Linked DNA regions of Mus musculus: region 1 is linked to region 2. A link is a loop called in an ENCODE intact Hi-C map of the cell type or tissue named here. Cell type or tissue: left cerebral cortex. All regions are shown on one strand. Links, peaks and the distances in the headings refer to the core of each region. The heading gives the core; the rest is flanking DNA. Region 1 holds the start of Cdyl2 (chromodomain protein, Y chromosome-like 2). Region 2 holds the start of Gm51553 (a long non-coding RNA gene).

Region 1 (9,890 bases), core at 705-8,704, 140 kb after region 2:
GGAGTCTTTTAAAGTTAATACTGGAAATCAAGTTTAATTAGCAGTAGGTGTTTCTTCAGATATGGAAAATAGTGTTTACTTTGAAATCTGATTTACTGCCCCGCCCCCTTTTTTGTTTTAGGAATTCTGAACCTTTATGGACATTTCTGAGACGTATTTCAAGCTTGAAATTAGTTAACAGTAGTTGTCACAGTAATATAATGGGCACCATTCCAACTCTTATTAGTGGCGGGCACTTTGTGAATAGCAGCGCATTTAATTCTCAAAACATATCAATGGACTATCTGTCAATTTTACAAATGTGATAATTTTTTTTTTAATCTGGAGGTTGTTGTTGTTGTTTTTATAGTCCCCCTTTAAAAGGTAGAGTCTCCTTTCTTTCTCTTGAATTTGACTTGACTTGGCGACCAAGTTCCAAAGAACAAGCTCTGATGGACAGGGCAGCGTTGGTGACCATGGCAAGATCTCCAAAGCCTGGGATCTTACTCTCTGCACTCCATCACTGTCCAGCAGCTCTCAGTTTCCTCATCTTTGAGGTAACTGGACCTATCACCAGAGATATGTCCAGTTGCTTAGGCTGGCCACACCAGGCATGCCATAGCGACGTCAGGTAATCCGCCGAGCAGTGGCAGGGACGTCGCATGAGCAACTGTCCCATGCTCTGAATGCTGTGCTGGATTTGTTTGTTTGTTTTTGGTTGCCATGACAAAAACAACATCAAGTTAAGGGGAGGAAAAGTTTATTTTAGCTCCAAGCTCAAGAAACAGTCCACCATGGGGGCAAAGTCAAGACAACAACAGCTCGAATCAGATGCTTACATTGCATCCCTAATCAGAAGAGACAAAGCAACGCGTGCATGTTATTACTTAGCTTGCTTTGGACATTTTATACACCCCAGCATCCCTTGCCCAGGGAATGGAACTGTCCACAATTAAAACGGGTCTCTCTGTATCAGTGAACACAGTCAAGATTATTACCCGTAGGCGTAATCAGAGGCCCATCTTCCAGGTGATTCTGAATTCTGTCACGTTGACAATTAACACGGATTTATTACAGGGATAAAGATAAGGATGATGCCAGGGCAGTTGAACAGCTTCCTGCCAGCATCCACGTGGAAGGTCATCTTGGAGTCAGGTCTTCCAGACCCATTTAAGCCTCCAGAATGGCAGATCTACCAAACTTTTTGACTTGAATCTCCCCAGAGACCCCGAGCCAGAATGCACCAAACAAATGCCCTGTGAGGGGAGGGAAAACTGCCAGGTGACAAACAGAAAGCTTATTTTCAACAGGGAACTAGCAGCCTTTTGGCATCTTGTATTGAGCCATTAGAGTTGGGGGTGTGGAATTCAGTATACCGGGAAGGTCATTTACATACAGGGTACTTCTAGCTATGGAAGGATACAGAGATGATGAGCCTTACATCAGAAACCCAGTAAATAGTGATGATCTAAGAGTCAGAAAGCCAGTGTGCTTTCTGTAACTCCCCATGCCCAACCACTGTACAGCACCAGAGGGCAACATGACACTTTGCCCTGGGAAGACAATATGTCTTCAGTCAGGGCAGTGGGTCTAATCTCTCCTTGGCTGGTAAACTGGCTGGTTTTGTTTTATTGTAAGATTAAGCTGGGCAGCTGGCTCCTTCACTCCCAACTTTGCCTTCTGTCCCAGCGTAGAGGGCGCCAGCCTCTCCATCCATCTTCTTCCTGTATCTCTGACATTCCTTTGCACTCATCCCCACTTCCAACCGTGTAACTTATGATTAAACGGCTGATCATTACACCCGTCTATCTCTCAGGCGGTCTTGTGACTTACGTCTGGCCAATCGTAGTGTACCATTAGTGATTATTGACTGGGCCAAACACACTAAGAACCAGGTTATGGGCCAATCAGAGATGTTCCCTGGGATTTATAAATACCCTGGGTGGAGAGGGGAGCTGCCAGGGGGCCAGCAGAGTACGTATTTTCATCAAGGAAACACAGCCCGCAGAAAGTGTTGGAGAGTGGAGATAGGCCACTCCTATCCCATGCAACCTTGATGCCATACAGTCTCGAAAGTGACTCCATCCTTTCAGAGTCTGCACCGTCAAGTCAAGAGGGCTCTTCCTGTAAGTGGGTGTCACGGAGTTTTCTCTCATGAGTCCTTGAGCAGCGTGCGGTTGGTTAGTCGGAAGGGTCTACCCTAGCCCGTGGGAGGTGGTGGCAGTCTTGCACTTTCCTCGTGTCGTCTGAAAGAATCTGGAACAGCACTGTCCAAAGACCCCTCCCCGCTTTAGCCTCAGGAAGCATCTGTCTTTCCTGGAAGCCAGCTTGGTCCGGGGAAATAAACTCAAAATTAAAATAGCGTAGTGATGGGTGGGTGGGTGGTTGGGCCACAGCTCCAACCCTTAGTCATCTGTGTATCCTTTCTTCCCTTAGCTGCTCACCCCTCCCCCAGCCCTTGCTTCTCACACATCCTGTTAGTCACCAGGTCCTGTTGGTCTGGAGCAAATGCTTGCTGGAAGTAGGTGGAGCAAGCAGCCTTAGAGAGAGTTAGCGACTTCTTCCCTGGGGGCATCTGGCTGGTCCAGTTTTACATCTTCATTTGGCCTCTCCTTTCGAGGGCCACTGCAACTGGTCTCCTTTTCTCTCAGTTCAAACAACTTGTTAGAGCTCTCATGGTTCTTGTAGGCTTCCCTCTTGTTTCCAGATGCTCTGATTCTTTTTGGTTCCTTTTGGCTCCCGGCCCCGTTAGGTGGCAAACTTCTTGACTAGGTGTTCAAGACCCTCCACGAGCTAACCTAACTGGCACTCACCATCCAAGATCACTTTGGGATCTTCTATTTCTCCTTCCACAGAACTGCCTGCTCCCTACCTTCCTTCCATCCTCAAATTCCTTCCCTGTGACTTACCAAGCTTCTTGTTCGATCTCAATAAAACATCCCGAGCGTGCTGTTCCTCAGCAAATACCCACGTCCCTAAGTCTCGCAAACCAGTCTAAAGTAGGGATTTTCATATCTTGTTCCCATTCCCAGGGAAAATTTGATCAGAACAACCAAGTTTAGAATATGCCCCTCCTCCTAGCCCCAAGTACTGATCATGTTTTTAAATTGGACTTAGCATACTATGTCAAACCCAGTTCCTTTCCTTCCCTCCCCGTCCGAATCCCATTCTCAGATGATGGGAGCATAACTGCTCGAACCGAGGCTTGTGCAGGTTTGTTTTGCCACCTATGGACTGAGAGGTACTTATTATTAGTCGTATCATTTAGAAGAGTGGTCATGGAGGAAAATACCAGTTACAAAGAGAGAATGAGCCCTAGGGCTGTGCCAATTCCTACCGTTTGTAAACCTGACATTTCTGTTTCTTTTCATGCCGCCACCATTTTCTCCTCACTCTCTTAATGCTGGATTCTCGCTTGAAGCTGGAGACACAATTTGTCGTTTTGACATAGTCCAACAAGAATCACTCACTCGGTTCTGGATCAGTCTCCACCAGCCACTGTGGTAAAAGTTTGTGGCAGTCAGATAAGTCCTTGTCGTGCCCCTCTGCAGCAGGAGAGGCCAGGGGTTAGATTAAGATACAACTTAGCTTTACTGAGTTCCCTGGGGGATGGACAGGCCACATCACCACGGGTACCTGGATCCTCCACGGTGCTGCTTGTATATGGCCACCCATTTGGAAAGGAGAGCAGGTGATCTGCCCACCGTGCTGCAAACAGCAAACGACCAAAGGAGGATATGGTTCATATTCATTACATATTTGAATGTAAAAAAATTGAAAAAAAAATGACGAGGTGGACAGACATTTGGAGCCTGAGTCCCTTGTGTCCTTCTCCAATGTCAGAACACTCACCCCGGGATTCTGAGAGAGTTGTACTATTTTAAAAAGAGAAGCCTTTAGGTACAAAGGTGACCATACATACAGGATGCTTTTAGGAGGAGATAACTTTTTAGAAAGAGGTAACTCTACCTCTGTAGCCCAGCAGTAGAGGGAACTCCTGTTGAGACATTGAAGGAACCCTTCCTCTCTTCCCTAATGCGCATCTCCTCTTCCCTCTGGGATTCAAAGTCCAGTGTGGGCAGGGTCTCACTGGTGGCTGCAGACACTTGTAGTTGGGTGGACTTTGGGAAATGTTTGTTGATTAACTGATTGGATAGTGAGGCAAGAGAGCTTCCAGGGGAGGCCATGTCTGGCTCTAAAACACTTCGCAGGGTTTAGTGGTGACTGCCACTGTCCTGGCTCTCCTTGGAGCCTGTGGACCAGCCACTTCCTCTCTCCTCTCCTTGAAAACTCATCCTGGAAGCAAGGGGGCCCCTCAGCTCCGAGGGGCCAGTTTTCCTAAGAACGTGCCCAGTCCCCTCCCCGGGAAGGAGAAGAGTGGGGTACTCTGGAGCTAGAAGCAGGACTGAAGAGGGGCTCCCTTGCCTGAGACCTGCAGGTTGATACCTGCCTCTTGGCCGCCCCTTCGCAGCCCGGGCAGGTCATTCCGGGTGGGCACCTGGCCGGGTACTCTGGGGGCCTCGCGGCTGCGCGCGCGGCCGGGCTCGGGAGCGGTACCCGGGCTCGGCCCTCGGTGGCCGCCGCCCCCTCCGCCCCGGGGGCCGGGCCGGGCTCCCGGGAGGCGGGGACTCGCCCAGTGGCAGCAGCGTCCGGGCGGGCGGCGGGCGCGGGGCGGCTTCCTGCAGGCGGCGCCGGGGCGAGCCGAGCGCTACAGTCACCGGCCTCGGGACACGGGGGCCCGGGCGCTCAGGGGGCCGCGTCCGAGGCTCAGGGCGCGCTGCGCAGCCGTCGGTCGCCCCTGCCCGCGCTCGCGTGTCGCCGCGATTGCCGCGGCCGCCGCCGGTTACGCCAGCCCCGCCGCCGCCCGCTCCGATTCTGCGCACAGGCGGCCCCCAAGCCTGTCATTCTGCAAAAACACAGTTTACTCAACACGCCGCACACACTCGCGCGCACACACTCTCACACACACTCACACACAGACACGCGCGCGCGCGCGCACGCAAACACACACACATACACCACACACTTATACACACGCACGCACACACGCGCTCACGCGCGCGCGCAACCCGGGCCCCCCGCGCGCACACGCACGGGAGCGCGCGAGCGAGCAAGACGCGCACACCCGGCGAGCCAAGTTCCGCAGCCTGGCATGGCTTCTGGGGACCTTTACGAGGTACGGAGAAGCCGGGGCGCGGGCGGCGCCGGGGAACCGGGCCTGGCCGAGCTGGTGTGAGCGTAGTCCTGAGCCCGCGGGTGGTGGCGCCGGGGATTGGAGGGCGGCTGGGGGACTCGAGGGTGGCGGCGGACCCGAGGGTGGCGGCGGGGACCGGAGGGTGGCGGGGGCCGGGCGCGCCTCCCGCCGCCGCCTCCCGCGGCGCCCGCTCCCTCTTTCTCTTTCTCTCGCGCACACACTCTCTTACTCCATCTACTTTGCGGCCTTGGAGAGGGGAAGGAGGAAGCCGGGCGGAGCCGGGGCGGAGGGAGGGAAGGTAGCGGTCCCGGGGAGGTGCTTGCTCAGCCCCGACGAGCCGCCCCGAGTGTGGAAAAAAAAAGTACAGGTTAAAAAAAAAATTAAGGAAAAAGAAAAAAAAAGTCGCCGGGCGTGCGAGGGAATGCGGGGGGGCCCGCGCTGCGGACGGCCCAATTTAGGGGTCTTGAGCCCCCGGGGGTGCGCGGGTGTGGGTTGGGTGGGTGATCAAAGCGGAGCCAGGTTCCTAGGAAGGGGAATGAAAAGGACAAGAGTGTTGGGGCACGGGGGAGGGGGTGCCCTGGGGACACCACTCTTGCAGTTCCACAGGGGCCACTGAGTGCCTGCCCCCTCCCCCCACCTGCTGCCTAGTGTCCCCCTTCTCTGGACTCTGAAGCTCTCCTGGCAAGGGCTTGGGGGTTGGTCGCCTCTGCTGGTGTCATGCTTCCTAGGGTGAAAGAGGGGCTGCAGAGGGACCCTCCAGGTGGAAGGGAAGCTGGCCTGAAACTTGTATGTGGGTGGTCAGACTTGTCAGAGGACATGGGTGTGAATCCAGTTCCCAGAACTCCACTGGCACACTAAGGGGGTCATACTTGTCTCTAAGGTCACACAGGTAGTAGTGGGCACTGGATATTTTGAAATCGGTTCAAAATGTTGAAAGAAGGCGTCCATCTGTCATCTTTTGGACAAGAAATACCCACGGTCCCTGGGGAGAGAGGGCTTAGCTGGCCTCGGGACCACAACAGTTCTTGAGTGGGATTTGGACTCCTGGACAAATAAGAAGCCACCACTGATCCCAGGGGGAGTATGCCCTTCAAGAGGTGTTTGTTCTCACGAAAAGGGTCTGAATAAAGAAGCCAAAGGGCCTGGCCACCTTCTCCCAGGAGGCCTGCAGATACTGCAAGAAACCAGTGTCACACGGGTCAGGTTGAGTTTCCCACCCCTTTCCTCCAGTATGAACCAGCCACTACGGTTGGCTGTCATTCCGAAGGTTGTCTAAATTTCCATGCAGTCGTGGAACAGGTCGAGTTAGCATTTTGGGTTAAGAGACTGCAGTCGTAGTTCATCAACTGTAAGCTTTGTTCCCGGGGTCTTCCTGGAAGCCCAGGCTTCTCAGGAAGAAGGTTTACTGACTGGTGTGAGTGGAGAGTGGAGGACAGGCAGGTAGGCATCTCAGCTTCCTATGTATCCAGAGCTTTCTGGGTGATTCTGAGCTTGGTGGGGCCCGGTGATGGGTGACAAGCCATCAGGCTCAGGTGGGGCCCACGTTTTTAAAAAATGATATAAGTTGCCCTCTTCTTTATCCTATGGCCTTCCTTCTCTTTGTGCTGATGGAGAAGCCAGGGAGGGAGAGGAAATTGATGAGAAACTGACAGGATGTAGTACTCCGGGCCACCCAAACTCATCCATCTTTCCCCAAGATGGCAGAGCAGTCTCTGAAACCAAAAAGTTAAAACATAGTGAAACGAAAACCTTTGACCAAGTCCCCTGGACCCTGGCAGAAAGTGGATGCCATTTAGGAACAAAGCCAATCTTGTTGAGGTCATGGGATTTTTCTCACTGATGGTGAGTTGTCTCAGAGCAGCTGACATTGCTTGGGTGACAAGTGGCCTTGTTGAAGACATGAAGTGGACATCACAGGAAGACGTCAGTGCGTCCCCATTTAAAGTCTGAAACTTACAAACCTCCTGGGGATAATTTCTTGTTTAATGTTCACCTGAAACTGCCATTCTTAACCTTGGTAATTACAGTCCCCAGATGAAGATGGGAGTTTCCGCAATGGCCTTGAACTATCTCAGCAACTCAAAAGTGCTTATTGAAGTTCAATAAGCAGGACAATAATAACAATTACTTCTGTGGTGGTAGGTAATTGTGTGAGATCTAAAATGGTTTTCCTGTGGCTGATTATTTGCACAGCCATTACTAGAAGGGCTAAACTGTATTATGAGAATATAACCAACGTCAACATTTTTATAGCCCATGCCTCCATTACATAACATACACCGAGGGACTCAATTGGTTGTTAGAGTTTAACTTAAAAACAAGAAGCGCCAGGTGTGCCTCAGTCCATATTTTTTTTTCTAACTGTCAAATTGCCATATGCATTAAAAATAGCCCATTGATTAAAAATAAATAGATCTGGGCATATTCAGTGCTGTTACTAACCTTAAAAGAAATAAAAAAAAGACATCTCTTTTTATATGATGGTATTTCCTTAATTAAACATACTTGGATGTACACAGAATCGCTTATCATAACCTTTAACCAATAAGCTGTGTTTAAGTAGGCTAGGAGTGATAATCTTTGTGACCTGTATTCCACCTGGGTGCCCGATGACATTACTTTCGACGGTTTATGATGGGGATGATGTTTGGATGTCAGAGATTCACCGACTCTTTGGTGATTTTAGACACCTGTTATAAAAAGCAACCCTTCCCCAGAGAGCTTTGTTAAGAAGTCAGGTGCTGATTTTAAAGACACCAAAATGAGCTTTGCTTACATGACCTTCAGTCTTGGCAAGGAAACCTGGGTCTAAAGGAGGTCCTGGAATTTGGATTTGATGGACCGCCCGGTTTTATTTCCCTGATAGCAGAGCCCTCACCTTCTCTGATGCGTTCTAGTTATGTATATGAGGAGGATTTCAAATATGGATTGATGCCTTACATCAGTGGTTTTCAACCTTCTCAATGCTACAAGTCTTTAATGAAGCTCATGTTGTGGCGACACCAACCATAAAATTGTTTTTGTTGCTACTTCATAACTGTACTTTTTGCCACTGTTACGAATCAGATCTTTACCTGATATGAAGGATATCTGATAGGCAATCCTCGTGAAAGGGTCATTCGACCCCCCCAAAGGGTTGAAAGCTACAGGTTGAAAACTATTTTCTTAAAGCCGTATATGGCTGGTTATAAAATGTAATTCCCCCACCCCCAGATGTGCGAGTCAACATGTGGGCCACCAGAAGTGGTTTGTTAGACAGTTCTAGGGCCCCTGAGTGTGTGTGTGTGTGTGTGTGTGTGTGTGTGTGTGTGTGCCTTGCCTCATTGTTAGGTACGAAAGCAGGATGGAGCAGAAGATCTTTAGCTTGTCTCTTCCTACAGTGATCCTTATACGGGAGCATCCATTTCTCTAACATGTTGACACAATAAATCTGAATCCAGAAGGTATTAGAGTTTGCCATCCCTGGAGTTTAGTCAGCCGTTTGCCAAGATGGTTGGGTGTCGGGAACACATCGTCTGTGGCACAGCATGAGGTAACCAATTGTCAACCAATTGTCTCTTCCCTGCTCGTCACATGTTCACTCACAGCGATTGGAAGACTGGGTCCAGGAGACAGAAAGCACAGTGAGCCACCTTTGGTATTCTGATGCTGAGAGTTACATACGTTTCTTCTCCAGCTTATGGTCTTTTGGTGGTGGTAATATCATGCCCTAGTTCTGTATCTGTTGCTGAGCTCAATTCCCTGGCCAAATCTACTTCTGTGAACAAAAACACACTTCCACCTTACACAGTCCATCACTGAGAGAAGCCAGTGCAGGATCTCCAAACAGGAACCTCGAGGCAGGAACTGAAGCAGAGACATGGCAGACTGCCTCCTACAGCTCGAACAGCATCAAACTTTCTTTCTTCTTTTGTGCAGTTACTGACCTTAAAAGAAACAATAAAAGACATCTTAGCCTCCATTGTAGTATTTCTTTAATTAAATATTATAATCGAGTATACATAAAATGGCTTATTACAACTTTTAATCAATAAGCCATATTTTACGTGGGCTAGGAGTGATGACCTGCTTTCAAATATAACCAGATATCTTCCCCCGTGGGGGCGGAACAACCCACACTGGGCTTAGCGCTCCCATGCTAATCTTAAAGGGATCTGCAACCCTGCAGGTGGAACAACATTATGAACTAACCAGTACCCCGGAGCTCTTGACTCTAGCTGCATATGTATCAAAAGATGGCCTAGTCGGCCGTCACTGGAAAGAGAGGCCCATTGGACTTGCAAACTTTATATGCCCCAGTACAGGGGAACGCCAGGGCCAAAAAGTGGGAGTGGGTGGGTAGGGGAGTCGGGGGGGGGGAGGGTATGGGGGACTTTTGGGATAGCATTGGAAATGTAAATGAGGAAAATACCTAATAAAAAATTAAAAAAAAGAAAATGCCTCATAGGCCCACAAGCCACTCTGAGGTAGGCAATCCCTCAGTTGAGGTTCTCCTTTCCCAGGTATTTCTACTTTATGTTGAGGTTGACAAGATCTACCCAGCATACACCAAGATAAGTGGCTGTTCACCTATCATGCTCTTTGGTGGCTCAGGTTTTTTCTCTAAAAGTATGTCTGGGTACTTTCATGAGAAGCTGAGTGTGTGGCTTTCCTTGCTGTTGAGTGGTTATTAGTTGACATGAAGGAAAAAGTCCTTACCTTGCTGGCAAAAATATTC
Region 2 (9,890 bases), core at 1,291-9,290:
CCACCCCAGTTACAAACTGCGGTGGCAGAATCCGTCTGGCCACAGCACTGGGGATCAGCCTCAGGGGAACGGATCCAGGTGCAGAGCTGAGCTGTCGAGTGGCAGTGGGTATTTATGTGTTTCTAACTGCCTGCCTCTCTTCAACTCTTTCATAGTTCTAAGCGAGGCTTCAGGACAGAGTCCAGTAGCTTCCTAGGAAGAGAGAGCAGTATATTATCCACACACGTAAAGGGAGTTCCAGCTTGTTTCCTAACAAGATACTGTTTTCCCCTCCAGGTTCTTACTGATGTATTAACATCCCCATTTTACAGTGTGTGCGCAGCAGGTGCCCTAGTTCCCCGAGACAGTACATAGACGTCTATACTCCCTGTTGTTTCTTCAATAAATATCTATGGAATCTCTCCCTGCCAGGGTCCAGTCCAGGCCTGGAACCACAGCTCTGAAGACATCAGGCTATGTCCTTGGCCTTCCACCATTGCCAGGGTTCAGAAAGGTTATTGTCTAATTTCTTTCTTTTTTAAAAGATTTGTTTACTTATTGTTACACATATTTGACCTGCATACATGCCTGCAGGCCAGAAGAGGGCACCAGATCTCATTTCAGATGCTTATGAGCCACCATGTGGTTTCTGGAAATTGAACTCAGGACCTCTGGAAGAGCAGCAGTCAGTGTTCTTAACCACTGAGCCACCTCTCCAGTCCTATTGTCTAGTTTTTAAGCCAGGCAGCTCCTCCACTGTAGTCTATTCAATATTCGAGCTGGACACCACCCCCTAACCTGTCCACCCTCTATACCCCTTGAAAGTTCCCAAGCAAATGTTGCCACACATCTCTATGTCCTCCAGGGGGCACTACAGCCCTTCATTGAAAACCACAAAAGAGAGTTGGCCTTTTAACAGACTATGTGTGGGTGGAGTTTAACAGACTATGTGTGGGTGGAGTCAACATCGGGTTCTGTCTTGGGTAGGGTGGGTGTTGGTCTTTACTCTAGGGATTTGTCCCATGCCTAGGACAGTGTAAGAATGAGTTTGAAAAGAATTGGAGAGATGGCTCAGTGGCAAAGTGCTTGATGAAGAAGCATGAAGAGTTTAAATACCCAGCATTTTCATAAAAAGCTAGACGTGGGGGGCTGGAGAGACAGCTCAGCAGTTTAAAGCACTTGTTGCTCTCGAAGAGGACCCAGGTTCAATTCCCAGCATTCAGAAGGTGGCTCACAGCCATTTATAGCTCCGGTTCTGGGCTATCTGATGCCCTCTTTTGGCCTTCCTAACAGGTGATGTAAGGACCTTGAAGTGGGCACACACACCCCCCCCCTCCAGACCAAGTTCTCAGCACAAAAGAGATTGATTTGCTCCAGAGGGATGGGTATTAAGAGACAAAGACAGGAGATAGAAGATGAGGGAGAAGGGGAAGGGAACAAGGGAGGCAGAAGGGATATTTGCCCTGGATGGACAAAGAACTACCTCTGGATAGAGATGAGACAGACACGGCCCATAGGCGAATGGCAGTTTATAAAGATAAAAGAGGAAATCTTGTGTTAGGATGAGCTGTTAAATTTTAATTGGGCATGTTAATTAGGTGAGCCAAAGGGGGCTTTTGATTGCCGGACTTCAAAGCTGTGATAGCTGAACCTTGGTAATCAGCCTTAGGAGGAGGAAGTGGCCAAGGCAGAGGGGATATGGTAGAAGGGTAAAAGGCAGAACTTGCCATCAACATGTCTGCCGTGTTTGTCACACTTGGGCTGGTTAAAGCCCTTCAGTGACTATCCCAGAATGCCTGTGTGACCAGAGCTGTCAGGACAGAGCCTAGGCTGCTGCAGTCCTAGCAACCTTAAACAGATAAGCACTAGAGGGAGGAGCAGAAGGGGAGATACAAACACACACAAGGACAAGAGACAGAGAGCTCGGTAGGTTTCCAAGTCAGAGCAGCAGAAACAAAGCCCAAGCACCGCCCAGCCACTAGTCCTTCTCAGCCTCCTTTCTCAGCTTGCTGGAGCTACATGCAGCTCTGCTTCCCCATGGGGACAGACCTAGGAAGCAGCAGACAAGACACTGTAAGCAAGAGGGCAAGCCTGTGCTAATGTACCGCCCTAAGCCCAGGCCATTTATGCTTTTCTAGAAGGAAATACTCTTGAGGCTGAAGGTACTTTGCCTTGTAATTATTCCTTTTTTTTTTTTTTAACTTAAATGTTTATCTCTGTATTAGTCTGTTTTCTGTTTCTGTAACAGAATACTAGAAGCTAGGTGCTTTGCAAAATAAAGAAGTTTGTTCAAGTTATATATGAAGCCTCAAATTAGGCAGCCCCATCTGTTTGGCCTCTGGTGAGGGCTCCTTTGGTGGCCTCTGAACATGGCGGGTGGGATGAAGATGAAAATGGGGGTGAGGAGGAGTGATCCTGGCAAGACAGAAAGTCAGAGAGATACTCAAGCTTCCTCATTTATTTTTACGTGTGTGTGTGTGTGTGTGTCTGTCTGTCTGTCTGTCTGAGCTCAAACCATGTTCACATGTAGGTCAGATTGCAGCTTGTAGGAGCTCACACATCTTTCATCTGCGGTTCTGGAGATGGAAACCAGACCATCAGGCTTACCTGCAGGAGCCTTTCCTCACAGAGCCGTCTTCCTGTCTCCAAACTACTCTTCTGTAACAGCAAGCTCTCTCTCCTGCCCGCACCAGACCCGCATCAATCCTGCGAACAACGCTCATTCCACCTAGCTTCGCCTCTTCTCAATACTATCACACTGTGGACCACGTTTCCAGCACTTGACGTTGGGGGCCAGACCCCTAAGGAGTAGGTAAGTACTAACAGGAGTTAGTCACTGAGACTCATGAGCACAAAGGAAACTAGACCTTGTTGGAGAGACCAAGATCAGCTTGTCTTTCTTCCCTTGCTGTTCATTTGTATCTATCTGCTGCAACAAATGATCGCCAACTAGGTAGCTTTGCTCAGTAGAGTCTATTCTCTCTCCGTTTTGGAGACTACAAGTCTGATGAGAGACTAGCAGGCCCATTCTCTCCAAAGAGTCTGTTCTTTGGTTCTTTGGTTTCCCCAGCTCCTGGTGGCTCCTCCAACTCCTCCCCCACCCCCCAGCCCCAGAAGCCTGCCCCCTTTGCCTCCATTTCCCACTGTCTTTTCCTCTTCTGTTTTTATTTTCTTTTATGATTTATTTATTTATATATGTGAGTACACTCTCACTGTCTTCAGACACACCAGAAGAGGGCATGGGATCCTGTTACAGATGGTTGTGAGCCATCATGGGGTTGCTGGGAATTGAACTCAGGACCTCTGGAAGAGCAGTCAGTGCTCTTAACCACTGAGCCATCTCTCCAGTCCCTGTCGTTTTCTGTCTCATGCAGGACACTTGTTGTGGATGTAGATCCACCTGGACAATCCAGGATGACCCCATAAGGTCCTTTCTTTGCTCTTGGTTTTCAAGCACTGATTTCCAAACATAGACATGTTTAGTGCCAGCTTCCAGAGATTCAGGTACAGATCATCTTGTCTGCGCATCAGCAGTCAATCAACCGGAATATCAATATCAATATCAAATAATTGTAATAGTAACGACGGGGTTTCTTTGGATTGGCAAGATGGGTCAGTGGGTAAAGGTGCTTGCTGCCAAGCCTGACAGCCTGAGTGTGATCCCTGGAACCCACAAGGTGGAAGGAGAGAACCAATTCCTGATCTCCCAACATGCACCTCTGAATATATATATATATATATATATATATATATATATATATATATATCTCACTATATCTATATCTATATCTATATATCACTCATATATGAAACAGGATCTCACTATATAGCTCTTGCTGTCCTGGACCAGGCTGGTCTGGAACTCAGAAATCCACCTGCCCCTGCTTCCCGAGTTCTGGTTTTAAAGGCATGCATTACAGCAACCAGCAAATAAATATAATCTTAAAAGTTAAAGCTTGGGTTCTTTCATTTGTTTGTTTTGCTTTGCTTTTTGAGACAGGGTCTCACAATGTAGCCCCGAGTAGTCTAGAGATTACTCTGCAGGCTAAGCTGGTTTTGATCTCACAGAGATCCACGTAGCCTCTGCCTCCCAAGTCCTGGGATTAAAGACAAAATGTTTAAAAAAAGCAACACCAAACAGGTGATGGAAGGGATGAGTTTCTAACCCCAGGAGGGTGTTCAGGGACCACTTTTGTGATACTGTGTCGTTAGAAATCCGAATGATGGGAAGGTTGGAGGCAGGAGAATTCTGGGCAGAGGGGCCAGTGTATGTAGGAAGGAGTGGAGTGAAGGTAGCAAGCTGGCAGTCACTTTAACAGTGAGTTGTTCCTGGGCAGACTGGACACCACTCTCCCAACCCTGCTGGGGACTTCTTTTCTCTACCTTGTTTCTGACAGCACATTCAGTGCGGAGGAAGGATTGGCCACTTCCTCCTCTGTTGCAAGTTCCCAGGTACCGGGTTCTCTCCTTTTGTGCGTTCATCTGTAGCAGTGACATTGAAACTTATTAATATTTCTAGGATGGATCCGTGGGCTGGAGGTAGACCAATCTAAGGGTCACAACAACTCAGCCAGGACAACTGCAGGACTGGAACTAGATACAATCCGGAGCTTTATATGTGGTCTCCTAAAAATACTCAAGGGAAGTAAATTTATAACCTATAGCCATGTTCCCTAAAATTCCCAAAGAGATTTAAATGCTGTACAACCATCCATCCATCCATCCATCCATCCATCCATCCATCCATCCATCCACTATGTCTGCCCCAACAAAAATGAAGGATATTTTCCTTCTCCTTCAGTATGCGGTGAACTCAATAACACTCATCCTGTTTTTCCTCCAAAGATTTATCTTTACTTGCCAGTGCACGCACATGTACATGTGTGCCCACACAGTCCAGCAGAGGGCATCAGATCCACTGGATCTTCATTGGTAGCACGGCAGGGCAGTGGCTCTTAACCAGCGAGTGGTCTGTCCAGCCCTCACTAATACCTCTCCTCTAACCCTCACTGGTGGAGAGAGAGCCCATGTGGTGAGAGATGAGGCCCTGGGTGAGCCACCTTCTGAGATGATCTGTCAGTCAAGCTCTCCAGGGCCTCCAGCCCCACAGGAAGGCATCCTGAGCCTAAGGACTAAGGACAAGACACCTAGAGCCACAGAAACCGAGCTAAGCTTCTCTGAAGTCCCTGATCTGCAGGAAGCCGGAGATAATAAATCCTCATTGTTTTAGTCTTGGGGTAGCTTGCTTCGCAGCTGCAGATGACTGAGTCTGTCTCCTTCTCTGATTTTGCTTTCCTCATCCTATGGAATTGTCCTCAATCTATCAGCTTGTTTCTTGCCCCTGCCACTTTCCCAGACTCCCCCACCCCTCACTCCCACTGTATCCATGCCCCCTCCGGTAAGCTCTTCTTACTTTTATTTTTTTTTTAAATTATTTATTTATTATATGTAAGTACACTGTAGCTGATTTCAGACTCACCAGAAGAGGGCGTCAGATCTCATTATGGATGATTGTGAGCCACCATGTGTTTGCTGGGATTTGAACTCAGGACCTTCGGAAGAGCAGTCAGTGCTCTTAACCACTGAGCCATTTCACCAGCCTCTTACTTCTATTCTGTTTAGCTTATTCTATTGCAAATCCCTGTTCTTAGTTCTCTGGTTCTTCCAATCATTGTCTGATCTCCCCAGTAAGACTCCAGGAGTGAGGATGATGTGCGGGAGAAAAGAAGCGTAATCAATGTTAACTTTTTTTTTTTTAAGTGGGGGAGGGAACACCTCAAACATTCATCCATGAGTCAACTTTTTTCCCTATTACGACTTAGTATCAAAACTGTCAATGTCCTCAATGTAAGTCTGTATTTTATTCTAAAATCCCATCCCACTGTGGGAGACCCCAGTGTTTCTCTCCTTCCCTTTCTCCTTCTCTCCCTCCCGCCTCTCTTTCTCTTGCTGATTCTAGGGGACTGAATTTAGGGCCCTCGTGCCTCCTAGGCAGGCATTCTGCAGCTGAGCTGTATCTCCAACCCTATTGTCCCATTTTTAAAGGAGAAAATGGAGGCTCCAAGAGTTAAATCATTTGCCCAAAGTTGCAGAGCTATGAGAGAAGACCAAACGTCAAAGGTCTGCATAACTAAAAGCCCAGGGCTCAAGTCACGCTTCTTACTTCTGGCTGATGTTTAACAAAGCCACAGGGCCGACTGGCCACAGGTTCCCTGCCAGCCAGGACACTTAAAAGTCCCTGTTCCCTAATCTGCCGTGGGCCCGGAAAAGATTCAGGATATCCTGGGTAATGAACTCATGGTGGCCTTGCTCTTCCTTCAACCCCAGGCAGAATCTGCGCGTGGAAAATTCCAGGAAAGTCTTTACTGGGGAGTGAAATCTAATGTGCTGGGCAGGACCATTTGCGACTGAAATGGGCGCCTCACTGCCTCATCTGAAAGGGAAACCTTTCCTACCCCCAGGTCTGACAGGGAAAAGCAGCCACCTTTGGTAGCTGGGTCATGTTCGGAGCTTCGGGAAGGGCATGTGGTTTAAAAACAATAATAGCCTCGGAGCTGCTCCTCCCCCCTCCTCCTCCACCCCTCCCCCTCCTCCTTCTCCCCCTCCTCCCCCTCCTTTAATATAACAATTATGAAAGTAGCACAATAGAGCACAGGGGGAAATTACTCTTTAACGGTGCCCGATACACTCATGCACCGACTGGGGTCCTTGCGTTCGGATGGATCCTTAGATCCCCAGTTGGGCCCCAGATGTTGAAATCTCTAGTGCTCAAGATCTTGTTTTTGCCAGTAGAACCCACCCTGTCCGCAGCCAGGACTCTGTTCCAGGATCTAGGAGTTTCCTCTGTTCTCCCTCCACCAGTCCCGCTGGCTAGACTTCTTGAGGATATGGAGTCTTTGCCACGTGCTGTTTGTGTCTCGGTGTAATCTGCAATGCCATTGTCTGCTCCTCTCTTCTCCCTCCTCCCTCCTTTTTTTCTCTCCCACTTTGTCCTGTGGCTTCCTGGAGCCATTGCAGAATACTCCCGGAAGCAGAAACAATTTCTTTCAGGAGTAATTCCAGTAGGTGGACCGTCCATCTGTATATCTGGGCCAATGGCATTTCAGTGGGTATGGTTTACTCAGAGCCCGAGCAGAATCTTCCGTGAGCTTGCAGAGCTGGGCTGTCTGTCTCTTGCTTTCCCTGCAGAGTCAAGCTCTGACTGTCTCTTGCTATCCTGTCTTCTGCCTTATCCTGTTTTACAAGATTAGTAAGCCACAGTGTGGCTGTTCCTTCTACCTTCCTTCTATCTGAGTCTCGGAGTAAGAGGCTCCTGGAGCCATGCTGAACATACCTACCTCAGCAGCTAACTTAAGTGCAAGAAATAAGCTTTCAAGCAAATCTAGGGGTTGAAGAGATAACTAGTTTAGCTTGGTGGTTAAGAGCACTTTGTATTCTTATGGAACATCTGGGTTGAATCGGCAGGCACAACTGTTTGCAGTTCCAGGATCTCCGACGCCCCCTTCTGGCCATGTCCGGTACTGCGCACATGTGGTGTCCATCAAAGCAGACAAGACGCCCATACACGTCTTGTCTAATAAAATAAAATTAACAACAAAATACAGTTATATTTATTTATTTTGTATATGTCTCTCTCTGTGTGTAGGTTTCTCTCTGTGTGAATTGGTTTTCTCCTCCCACTATTTGAGGCTCTGAGGTGGATCTCAGGTCTTTAGCTTCGCTCTAAGTGCCTTGCTAACACCGTTCCAGTAGTTTTTAGTATAGAGTTCTAATGTATGGAAAAAACGCAATTCAAGGCAGAGGTTATGTCTATTATACTCTGTCACACTGATGGAGTCTATCTGCCGAGGATGTGATGACGGATGTTCACAGAATGTGGAGAAGAACTTGACAAGGGTCTGGAGACCCCGCTGTTCACCCCTTACCTCTTCCAGCTTCTGTGACTCGAGTCTCTGTTCACTCCTATGTTGTCATCATCATTTGCAATGATGGAGGAAGACGTTAGGTGGATCTGATGTGGCTAGTACTTCTATGCCTAACCTCTCTGTCCAGAGGGGTCTTCCAAGAAGTTGATTTTGTATTCACTTGATGTGGTCGGGTGTGGAGGCGGGGTTCTTGCCAGGATCATGGGAGGGGGCATCTAGATTGTATCCCAATACCCCACAGTTACTGGAACAGATGGCGTTTGCAGTGCTTGGTATCAGTGTGAAGAGCTCACTGTATTGGAGGGAAGGCAGACATGGGAATGAAGTAATTTTATCTCAATAAATCTCGAGTCCCTGAGAACATAGCTTTTCTACCTTACAGGAACACCCCAGAACACACACTTAGATGGTTAGTTATTACCCCGGGTTTTGCTGCTCTTTACCTAGGGTTATGTAGTTTCTTTCCTCTGGGTCTCCATCTCCATCTCCATCTCCATCTCCATCTCCATCTCCATCTCCATCTCCATCTCCATCTCCCTCTCCCTCTCCCTCTCCCTCTCTCTCTCTCTCTCTCTGCCCCCCCTCTCTGTCTATCTCTGTCTCTTTGTCTCTCTGTTTCTCTCCCTGTCTCTCTCTGTCTCCGTTTCTGACTTTGTCTCTCTCTGTATGTCTCTGTCTCTCTCCCTTTCTCTCTCTGTCTCCATTTCTGACTCTGTCTCTGTCTCTCTCTGACTCTGTCTCTCTCTGTCTCTGACTCTGTCTCTCTCTATCCCTCTCTGTCTTTGTTTCTCTCTGTCTCTGTTTCTCTCTGTCTTCGTTTCTGACTCTGTTTCTGTCTCCATCTCTGTCTCTACCTCTCTTTCTCTTTGCAGTGAGAAATACAGCTCTCACGAGGCCCGAGTGACCCTTATAAACAGCTTCCTGTGTTCTCTTCCTAGAGGCAAGCCAGATGGGAAACCATATAACCAGAGGCTAGTGTCCTGGCACTGATGCTGGGATATACTAAGACTTCCCAGGCTTACTTGAAATCATGCTGTTAACAGCTTTCAGCCTTTGGCACAATGAGTCCCTCTGGAAATCTCAGTGAAGGTACGGGCACTATTCTTCAGAAATGTGTTCTATCACACATACTCTTTGGGGAGGTTCACGGAGCTCTAGGAAACCATCCATGGAACACTAGGTTCAGCTCTCAAACATTAAATGTGTCATCTTGCCAAGAAAACCCAGACCAGCATCCACTGCCCTGTGCGGTGTGTGGATGGCCACTACCCACTCTTCCTGTATGGTCCCTTCTCTGCCTTTCACCCATTTGTGACCAACCTTTCTTTCTTATGGGCACATTCCATGCTAGGCACCTTAAAGGTGTTGGAACTCAGGTTGTCAGGCCAGCTGGCCTCTTATTTTTTTATTTCGATACCAATAACCCACAACATACATCTTTAGGCACTGGACAGGAGGCCAAAGTATCTCATAAGGAATACTGCAGGAAGGAGGCGTTCCCTCAGGACTCTGTCTAGGATGACATAAACACTGGAGACCAGCTGTCCATCATGAAAAGCCTGGCCTGCAGGGACCAGAGGAGCCCCACCAGGGAACTTCTTCCGAACCTCCATTTTTCACCAGGCACACCCCAATTGCAGTGGACTGTCAGGCACTCACACACGTGTTGCTTTCTCTAACATCTCCACCGTGAGGCTGAGGTGAAGATAGCATCTTCATTAAAAAGAAAGAAAGAAGCCGTGCATGGTGGTGCACGCCTTTAACCCCGGCACTCGTGAGGCAGAGGCAGGTGGATTTCTGAGTTCGAGGCCAGCCTGGTCTACAAAGTGAGTTCCAGGACAGCCAGGGCTACACAGAGAAACCCTGCCACGAAATAACAAAAAAAAAAAAAAAAAAAAAAGAAAGAAAGGAAGGAAGGAAGGAAGAAACAAACAGAGACTCCCAGGTGTCACTGATTCGTCCAAGGACAAGGGCTGGAAAGAGCCA

What was found. Hi-C counts contacts between places; a loop is a spot of excess contacts. Peaks named below come from ENCODE experiments on the same cell type or tissue, not always from the same donor. Only the 100,000 strongest peaks of a DNase experiment are listed, where the experiment ranks them.
Region 1: a loop joins it to region 2, with 4 times the contacts of the local background. A loop is called at or near these places in 2 of 42 quality-filtered maps.

The regions. Positions count from the first base shown.
Region 1 is chr8:116,728,063-116,737,952 of GRCm38, reverse strand. It overlaps Cdyl2 (chromodomain protein, Y chromosome-like 2), which reads left to right and starts at 4,962. Exons shown (of 7, transcript NM_029441.3): 1 at 4,962-5,155. The coding sequence starts at 5,132. In left cerebral cortex, for the core only: no CTCF peak of the experiment used is centred there; DNase peaks (open chromatin) are centred at 5,369, 5,922, 6,172, 6,461 and 3 more places; H3K4me3 peaks cover 2,216 bases; H3K27ac peaks cover 1,453 bases.
Region 2 is chr8:116,863,910-116,873,799 of GRCm38, reverse strand. Gm51553 (a long non-coding RNA gene) reads right to left here and starts at 173. Exons shown (of 3, transcript XR_003947463.1): 1 at 1-173. In left cerebral cortex, for the core only: CTCF peaks have their summits at 4,879 (motif pointing right), 5,494 (motif pointing right) and 7,485 (motif pointing left); DNase peaks (open chromatin) are centred at 4,881, 5,461, 7,116 and 7,445.